2 separate regions of the Homo sapiens genome follow, and region 1 is linked to region 2. A link is a contact called in ENCODE Hi-C or POLR2A ChIA-PET data. All regions are on one chromosome and are shown on one strand. Each heading gives the region's core, a stretch centred on a gene start or an enhancer-like site at or near the end of the contact. The rest is flanking DNA. Distances are from core to core; before and after follow the strand shown. Region 1 overlaps PPM1L (protein phosphatase, Mg2+/Mn2+ dependent 1L). Region 2 overlaps PPM1L (protein phosphatase, Mg2+/Mn2+ dependent 1L).

Region 1 (4,355 bases), core at 1,841-4,340, 35 kb after region 2:
AATAGTTTTTAATGAAAGCATTGGTCAGGTTTTCTGTTGATGGGATGAAACGAATGATATTTTAGGAGCATCTATCAAGCTTTGATGACCTCCAGGCAGTAGGAGCAAAGTTCTCTGGCTTCCTACTTGTAAAACACCATCTGCCTGTAGGAGTCTGCTGTGAAATTAAGACACAGTTAGCTCAGTCTTGCATCAGCATCAGGCAAGGATGTGTACACAATACACCTGCAAATGTCATCTTACCATTCAGTGCTCTCTTTTGAAATATCATGGCCATTTTATGCTTCCTCTTCTTCCCTGTCATACCCACTACCCACGCCTGCACCCTATGTTGATTCTTTGTAGAAGCAAATTTGCACACCGTCTCCAAGGAGGTTAATCTAACCTCTCTGTTCTTTTACATAATTTGATCAATTGCATATTTTACACAAGGCTTAAGAAACAGTGATTGGTTTTACCATCTTCATGTGTGTTTTCTCTGGCCTCAGCCTCTTTTCAGGACATCTTTCCCCCTCCTGCTTAGCATGACAGTAAGGTCCAGCCAGTCTGGGCCAAATACATGTCTTTCTGTCGCCACTCCTTATACTGTTTCCAACAACAACATTAGCTGTCATTTATTGTGTGCTTATCCTGTGCTGGCAGCAAAGCCTAGCACTTTACACATACACTTTCTCTTTGCCTGTCTTAAGAGGTTGATAATATTATTCTCATTTTGTAGCCAACAAACTGGAACTTCACAGAGGCTTATGTGCCCAAGCACACACAGCTAGTGAATGGTGAGACCACAGCTGAAACCCAGGACTGGGTTTTATGCTCTTGCCTACTAGACCATGCTTCCTGGAATGTCCTCCTACATATCCTGCCCATAGATGTTTCACCCATCGCTCAAAGCCCACCTTTAATGTTCATTCTACCCTCATGATCAGAACTGGAAATCATCCCTCCCTTCTCCATCTGCCTACAGCATTTAGCAGACACTGGTCTCGCCCTGAAGAATACCACTTTGTGCTTATTGTATTTAATACTTTTTGTGGCTTAATTCTCCTGCCAGGCTGTCTACTTTTTTAAAGAAAGGTCTGGATCTTGTATAACTTCATATCCTGCACATTGCCTTCCATGGAGTAGGTATTTAGTAAATATCTGACAAATATGTGGATGAAGAAAAAAATAATAGATACAATTGTTAAGTGCATATTATGTTCAGGGACTGTGCCAAATGACTTATGTGGAATAAGACCTTCATTTCTCAACAACCCAATAAAATAGATACTGTCTCTATTTTGTAGCCAGGGAGACTGAGGATCAGAGAAAGAGTTTCTCATCCAAAGTGAGACATGGTTAGAAGAGACAGAGCCAGGAATCACATTCAAGTAGTCTGACCTGAGCCTTTAATGACTATACTAGTGTGTGCTTTTTCTTAATCTTGATCCTATTTGGGGGGACAGAGCTGTTTTGAGACCTATATAGGCACACTTATGAGTGGCCTCAGGCCAAATGATATATACGGTGCCTGTTCACCTGCCTTTCAGCATTCCTTTGCCACTCTCCTCAAATCCCTACCCTCATGCTCTCTACTGTCAATCACTGAGCCACCACGGTGTTAAGTTAAAAACCAATGCCCTCCCCCATATGTATCCGCCACCTTCAGTACTCTTATTGATATATTATTGAAATCCTTCAAGATGCCAGGATGAGGGTATGAGGATCAACTGGTAGAGTATAAAACCCCAGGCCATGCAGTGGGTCCCAGGAGTGATGGGGTTAAGGGGAGTGCCCACAGCCCAGTTCACATGAAGTAGGTCACCCTGTTGCGCACGTACCTAGACTATCCCAGGTAAGTGAGATATCAGCTGGTCAAACTAATGGGCTCATCCTGTCTTTCTAGGTGGTTTCATCAGTTTCAATGGCTCCTGGAGGGTCCAGGGAATCCTGGCCATGTCTCGGTCCCTGGGGGATTATCCGCTGAAAAATCTCAACGTGGTCATCCCAGACCCAGACATCCTGACCTTTGACCTGGACAAGCTTCAGCCTGAGTTCATGATCTTGGCATCAGATGGTCTCTGGGATGCTTTCAGCAATGAAGAAGCAGTTCGATTCATCAAGGAGCGCTTGGATGAACCTCACTTTGGGGCCAAGAGCATAGTTTTACAGTCATTTTACAGAGGCTGCCCTGACAATATAACAGTCATGGTGGTGAAGTTCAGAAATAGCAGCAAAACAGAAGAGCAGTGAACCCTTCAGGGGTCTCAGCTGCCTTAGACTAAAGGACTTTCAACACACTGGTCTCTTTTAATTTAGTGAAAAGTGTGGGAGTTGTAATTAGGATCATCCACCCCAGACATGGAATCCCCCCTCCCTGGTGGTCTTAGGTCTATAATCAGTGACGAACAGAGGGTGCCCTTGGCCAATGTAGTTAAGAAACTGGAAAATGGTTTCTTCATGTTTTCCCAACTCTTTCATCCAGTGTCCAAAATATATAAGTAAATAGCTGTAGAGTCACATATATGAAGTGAATAGCATATGTGTCATTTAGTCTCCCTGAAGATTCTTTTCAAGATCCTGTTCAGGGTCCTCCAGGCATCAGCTGTTGTGTCCTCTCTTTGTAACAGTGGACAGGACAGACCACCCAGTGCTGCAGGAGACAGGCCACTGCGTCACCTGTGAGTGGTCAGGGGCTGATGTGGCAACACCCTCTGCCAAGAGACAGAGCTGTCCTGAGAATGCTTTGTCCTTCTGAGCCCATGTTTTCTGCTCAGTAGCAGCTTGGAAGCAGATTTGGAATGGTTTACTATTTTGGCTGCTCTTGGGGACTGCGAGAAGCAGAGAGAATGAGAGACCAGTGGCAACTGCCTGCACAGCAGAGATAACCCTCTTCCCTTGCTTCCTTTAATAGTTAAATAGACTTTGTATACCACCTGACCAGCCTTTGTGCATTTATCCTAATCATGCATGACCGTTAACCTTTTGCTTAGTCCTTACCATATGTAATAGGCAGCTGTTAAATTCACCAACAGATACCCTGATTTTTCATCTTACGTGACCAAGAAACCACGTTAGGGGAAATGAAAAAAGCAAGCCACAATACCATGATTCCTTCCATTTTCAACAGTAGATGAAGGAAATGATACTGAATGAGTCACAGTGTTCCCTGGCAAGTAAGCTGTTTGCATTGAGAAAGGAGTGAGCTGGTGAGGTTACCACCCTGAATTGAGCTCCAGCTGCCAGTTTTTGTGTTTTTCCTTGCCCCTTTCCAAGTGGTTTTCAAGTGTCAGGCAGTGTTCTGAGAAGCAGCAGCCTATAACTGTATGTGTGTTCCTTGAAGCCAGGTGCAGAGTTCCCAGCTACTGCAGCTTGGGATTTGGTGGGAAACTACTGGGATAAGCTTCTCCTTGACAATGGAAAGGCAGCAGTCTTCAACATTTGGTTGCAAATCTCCATCCACATCAGGGAGCTTTCCCCAGGCAAATACAAACCGCCCCGTGGCCTGCAGGCCTGCAGGGGAGGCAGCAAAGGGACCTGGCAGTTGCAACACAGTAAGTCAGGAATTCAAGCGTGAACCCATATTGATAAGTGGGCCAGAATTATTTAGGGGCCTGGCTTGCTGCTCTCCATTTCCTGTATCGCTAATTTATCATTTTTCCAACCTTGGTATTTTATATTATTTAGAGAAAATGCTGGGTCACTCTCTTTGCCTAAGGTGACTCAAACAGCCAAACGAAACTTCCGTTGCCTCCCAGCCCTCTGTATCCACCTGGTTTTGTTCTTTCCCTGTGAGCATTTGTGGTTATAGCTTCCCATATGCCACATTCACCGGCCACCTCCTCGCCGTGGAACCCTGCCCTCTCCCCTCCTGCTGCTGTAGAGTTTTCCCAAAGCAGTGTCCAGGAGAGAATTTGAGAGAGTGAAGAAATTGCCTTGTAGATGTGGAGGGCTGCAATCTGTCTTGATTTCTCCAAGCACTTAACTTTCTTTGACTGCACTGAGAATTGCTAATGATTTCCCATGAGATTTGCTTACTTTTGTATACTGTATTTTCCAGCATTACAGAACCTTGGTTATTGTTTTTTAGCCATAGAATCTTCTAGTAAAAAATATCTGCCACCATTTTAGATTTAAGCATTTGCCTATGGGGAGACACTGAATATGTGGATGTGTGTATTAATATTTGGGGTGGGGACAGGGAAGGGAATGTGGAAAACAAATGCTGGCTGTGAGCAGTGCTGAGATGGCCAGGCCAGGCGGCTGAGTTTGCTTGGAAATTCAGGACATTCTGACTCCTAAGAGTTGCCCCCACCCACCATCAAACTGAAATCAGCACCAATGGTGTCAGCACTTTACAGCCCATAGCCAACTTT
Region 2 (4,216 bases), core at 929-3,428:
CAAAGAAAATAAAGTACCTAGGAATACAACTTACAAGGGATCTGAAGGACCTCTTCAAGGAGAACTACAAACCACTGCTCAACGAAATAAGAGAGGACACAAACAAATGGAAAAATGTTTCATGCTCATGGATAGGAAGATCAATATCATGAAAATGGCCATACTACCCAAAGTAATTTATAGATTCAATGCTATCCCCATCAAGCTACCATTGACTTTCTTCACAGAATTAGAAAAAACTGCTTTAAATTTCATATGGAACCAAAAAAGAGCCCGTAGAGCCAAGAGAATCCTAAGCAAACAGAACAAAGCTGGAGGCATCATGCTACCTGACTTCAAACTATACTACAAGGCTACGATAACCAAAACAGCATGGTACTGGTACCAAAACAGAGATATAGACCAATGGAACAGAACAGAGGCCTCAGAAAAAAATGTGACACATCTACAACTATCTGATCTTTGACAAAGCTGACAAAAACAAGCAATGGGGAAAGGATTCCCTATTTAATAAATGGGGTTGGGATAACTGGCTAGCTATATGTAGAAAACCGAAAATGCACCCCTTCCTTATACCTTATACAAAAATTAACTCGAGATGGATTAAAGACTTCAACGTAAGACCTAAAACCATAAAAACCCTAGAAGAAAACCTGGGCAATACCATTCAGGACATAGGCATGGGCAAAGACTTCATGACTAAAACACCAAAAGCAATGGCAACAAAAGCCCAAACTGACAAATAAGATATAATTCAACTAAAGAGCTTCTGCACAGCAAAAGGAACTATCATCAGAGTGAACAGGCAACCTACAGAATGGGAGAAAATTTTTGCAATCTGTCCATCTGACAAAGGGCTAATATCCAGAATCTGCAAGGAACTTAAACAAATTTACAAGAAAAAAGCAAACAACCCCATCAAAAAGTGGGTGAAGGATACGAACAGACACTTCTCAAAAGAAGACATTTATGCAGCCAACAAACTTATGAAAAAAAAGCTCATCATCACTGGTCATTAGAGAAATGCAAATCAAAACCACAATGAGATACTATCTCATGCCAGTTAGAATGGTGATCATTAAAGTCAGGAAACAACAGATGCTGGAGAGGATGTGGAGAAATAGGAACACTTTTACACTGTTGGTGGGAGCGTAAATTAGTTCAGCCATTGTGGAAGACAGTGTGGCGATTCCTCAAGGATCTAGAACCAGAATTACCATTTGACCCAGCAATCCCATTACTGTGTATATACTCAAAGGATCATAAATCATGCCACTATAAAGACACATACACGTGTATGTTTATTGTGGCACTGTTCACAATAGCAAAGACTTGGAACCAACCCAAATGGCCATCAATGATAGACTGGATAAAGAAAATGTGGCACATATACACCATATAATACCATGCAGCCATAAAGAAGGATGAGTTCATGTCCTTTGCAGGGATGTGGATGAAGCTGGAAACCATCAATCTCAGCAAAGTAACACAGGAACAGAAAACCAAACACTGCATGTTCTCATTTATAAGTGGGAGTCAAACAATGAGAACACATGGACACACAGAGGGGACCATCACACACTGGGGCCTGTCGGGGGGGTGGAGGACTAGGGGAGGTAGGGGAGGGATAGCATTAGGAGAAATATCTAATGTAGATGACGGGTTGATGGGTGCAGCAAACCACCATGGCACGTGTATACCTATGTAACAAACCTGCATGTTCTGCACATGTATCCCAGAACTTAAAGTACAATAAAAAAATAAAAGAAAATGTGGCACATATACACCATGGAATACTATGCAGCCATAAAAAAGAATGAGTTCATGTCCTTTGCAGGGACATGGATGAAGCTGGAAGCCATCATTCTCAGCAAACTAACACAGGAACAGAAAACCAAACACCACATGTTCTCACTGATAAGTGAGAGTTGAACAATGAGAACATATGGGCACAGGGAGGGGAACATCACACACTGAGGCCTGTCAGGGGGTGGGGGGCAAGGGGAAGGATAGATGACTAGTTGATGAGTGCAGCAAACCACCACGGCACATGTATACTTGTGTAACAAACCTACACATTCTCCACATGTATCCCAGAACTTAAAGTATAATTAAAAAAAAAAAAAAAGAGTGAGCCATCTTGCAGTTTTGACTGAGCTTTGTTCTGCTTATTGAATAGGTAAGTAACCCAAACGGAAAGAAGTGGTGAGCAATGCAGGAAGTGCTCAAGCCTGATGTAAAACAGGAAAACTTCTGTTTCATGGTTTGTGTTGCACAGCGCCCCTCGGCCAAAGAGGAAAGAGCTAATTTTGAGATAAGTAACCATTGCTTCTAATTCTTTAGAAAGTGCTTTTGACTGTAGACAGACATGCTAAAGGCTGTGCCTCATTGTTTGAAGTCCAGATACGTACAACTACTCCTTGTTGTTACTGTAAAAATAGTTCCTGAAAGAATGACTAAAAAGAATAGGAGATGCAAGATTAAAATAACATGAATGGGAGAGGAAGTACAAGACTAAAACTTCCTCATGTCAGAGGTAAGATTGCTTTATTTCCCAACTAAATAAAATCAGGTCATGTATGATTGTTAATGGCAATTCTTGCCAGGAACTTAACCAAAGTTAAAATAATTTTACAGGTTGCTCTAACTTTCCCAGTTTCTGGACATTCCCAATAGATGACTTTGTTATTTTCAAGGACATTCTTGGGGTTTGAACACATTGTTTCTTTTTTGCAGTGCTTTTCAGCATATGATTGAACGTACTCAAGAAGGGTCATGGTTAGTTCAGCAAGCTGATTTCAACATTTGGTGATTGTCTCCAGTTAATGAGCTATACATATGATGTCCGCTTTTATTTTCATCATCATAAACCACAGAAAAAAGGGGAAACAGTATACCAGCAAGTCAGCAAGTCCAAATCAAGCCATGACTCAGATTTCCTAAGAAAGAAAAGATCAGACTCTGCTTTGACATATTCTATCTTAAATTTTGAAATTACTTTGGGGACAACATTAATTATCCAGGTCAGTGTGGGGGAATAGCAGTTCCTCCTTGATCATCCTCTTCATATGGTATAATCACTAACTTCACAGATCTGTACTGAAAAGTTGTTTACCTTTGGGGAAATGGCTCATTATAAGTATGTATATAGGGAATAGTAATATAAGAAAAAATCATAAAGATTTGAGGGTAAGTAGAGAAGATCAGACCCTGTGGAAGTTAATAGCATGGCCCTTGGAACCAGATTACCTAGATTCAAATCCCATCTTCTCTTCTTAATACCTCTGTGACCTTGGACAAATTACTTACCCTTTTTGTGTCTTAGTTCAACCATCTGCAAGATGGGGATATGAGAGTATTATTAGTAGATTGATGTGAGGATTATGTGAATGAGTGTTTGTAAAGCACTTAGAACAATGCTTGTTACAGAGTAGGTGCTCAATAAATGTGACCTGTAATTGTTATCCTTCAGTAATTGGTAAATTTTATGTCTGTAGTCATAGAGTTTGGTTCTTAACCCAGGCCCGGTGCCATTCAAGACACTGCAGAACATAGTGCATATTCCTTCATGTTTATCTAGGTTTTTTTCTCCTTTTTAATGTTACCTTTAGTCCCATACTAGTCATTATCAACCTGTGGTCACCAGTCAGGGAAGTACATTCGTATTGATTGCTGCAAATGCAAAGGTGCTTTCAGAGCAGAGATCCTTGATTTTAAGGGACTCCCATTAAGGTTGAAAAGATGGGACAAGTCCGTTTTTCCTGCCAAGAAAGACATGGCTTCCATGAAATCTTATTTACTATATTTTTGTATCTAACAAGTTCTCTAGGAAGCCTCTCATTTTTGAATCGTAAAAAAGGTCTGTATTCAAAGCAAAAATCCTTTAAAAAAATCTTTGATAATTCTGATCTCTGTGCTTTGCTAGCCCAGATTTTTATTATCTGACCCTATGGTATCCATAAGCATGGTTTTAAAGGTATGTCCACAAGTTATTTGATACTTCTCTCATTGCGGTGGAACTTAATTCTTCTCCCTTTGAGTGCAGGGAGGACTTTATGATTCCTTTGTAGTGAATGAATATAGCAGAAGTGATGGGATAATACTTCTGAGACTGGGTTATATAAAGACTGGCTTCTGACTTTGGTTTGCTCCTTTGCTCTTTGTCTCTGGAATCACATGCTCAGGGGGAAATCAACTGCCATGTCATGAAGAGATG

Evidence for each region. Hi-C counts contacts between places; a loop is a spot of excess contacts on that map. ChIA-PET counts read pairs that join two places held with the same protein, here RNA polymerase II (POLR2A). Pooled maps may share reads with other maps.
Region 1: a map of endothelial cell of umbilical vein shows a loop between it and region 2 (5-fold over the local background). The contact joins two enhancer-like sites. A Hi-C loop is called at or near these places in 3 of 168 maps with a recorded cell type or tissue (B cell, CD14-positive monocyte and endothelial cell of umbilical vein), 15 of 37 single-sample maps with no recorded cell type and 6 of 50 pooled maps. POLR2A ChIA-PET finds 5 or more read pairs at or near these places in 8 of 52 experiments (OCI-LY7, PC-3, Panc1 and 4 more).

The regions. Positions count from the first base shown.
Region 1 is chr3:161,066,926-161,071,280 of GRCh38, forward strand. PPM1L (protein phosphatase, Mg2+/Mn2+ dependent 1L) reads left to right here. Exons shown (of 4, transcript NM_139245.4): 4 at 1,886-4,355. The coding sequence ends at 2,232. Among named protein-coding and RNA genes, the nearest start is that of B3GALNT1, 36 kb to the right of the region's middle. RefSeq lists enhancers at 618-747, 2,771-2,820. Within about 2 kb of position 3,091, at least 11 of the 41 ENCODE cell types and tissues checked have a DNase peak (open chromatin) inside an H3K27ac peak, as active enhancers do; they include B cell, CD14-positive monocyte, OCI-LY7 and 1 more, where a contact is called at or near this core.
Region 2 is chr3:161,033,098-161,037,313 of GRCh38, forward strand. All of the region lies in intron 2 of PPM1L (protein phosphatase, Mg2+/Mn2+ dependent 1L), which reads left to right. Among named protein-coding and RNA genes, the nearest start is that of B3GALNT1, 70 kb to the right of the region's middle. Within about 2 kb of position 2,179, at least 4 of the 41 ENCODE cell types and tissues checked have a DNase peak (open chromatin) inside an H3K27ac peak, as active enhancers do; they include B cell, CD14-positive monocyte, OCI-LY7 and 1 more, where a contact is called at or near this core.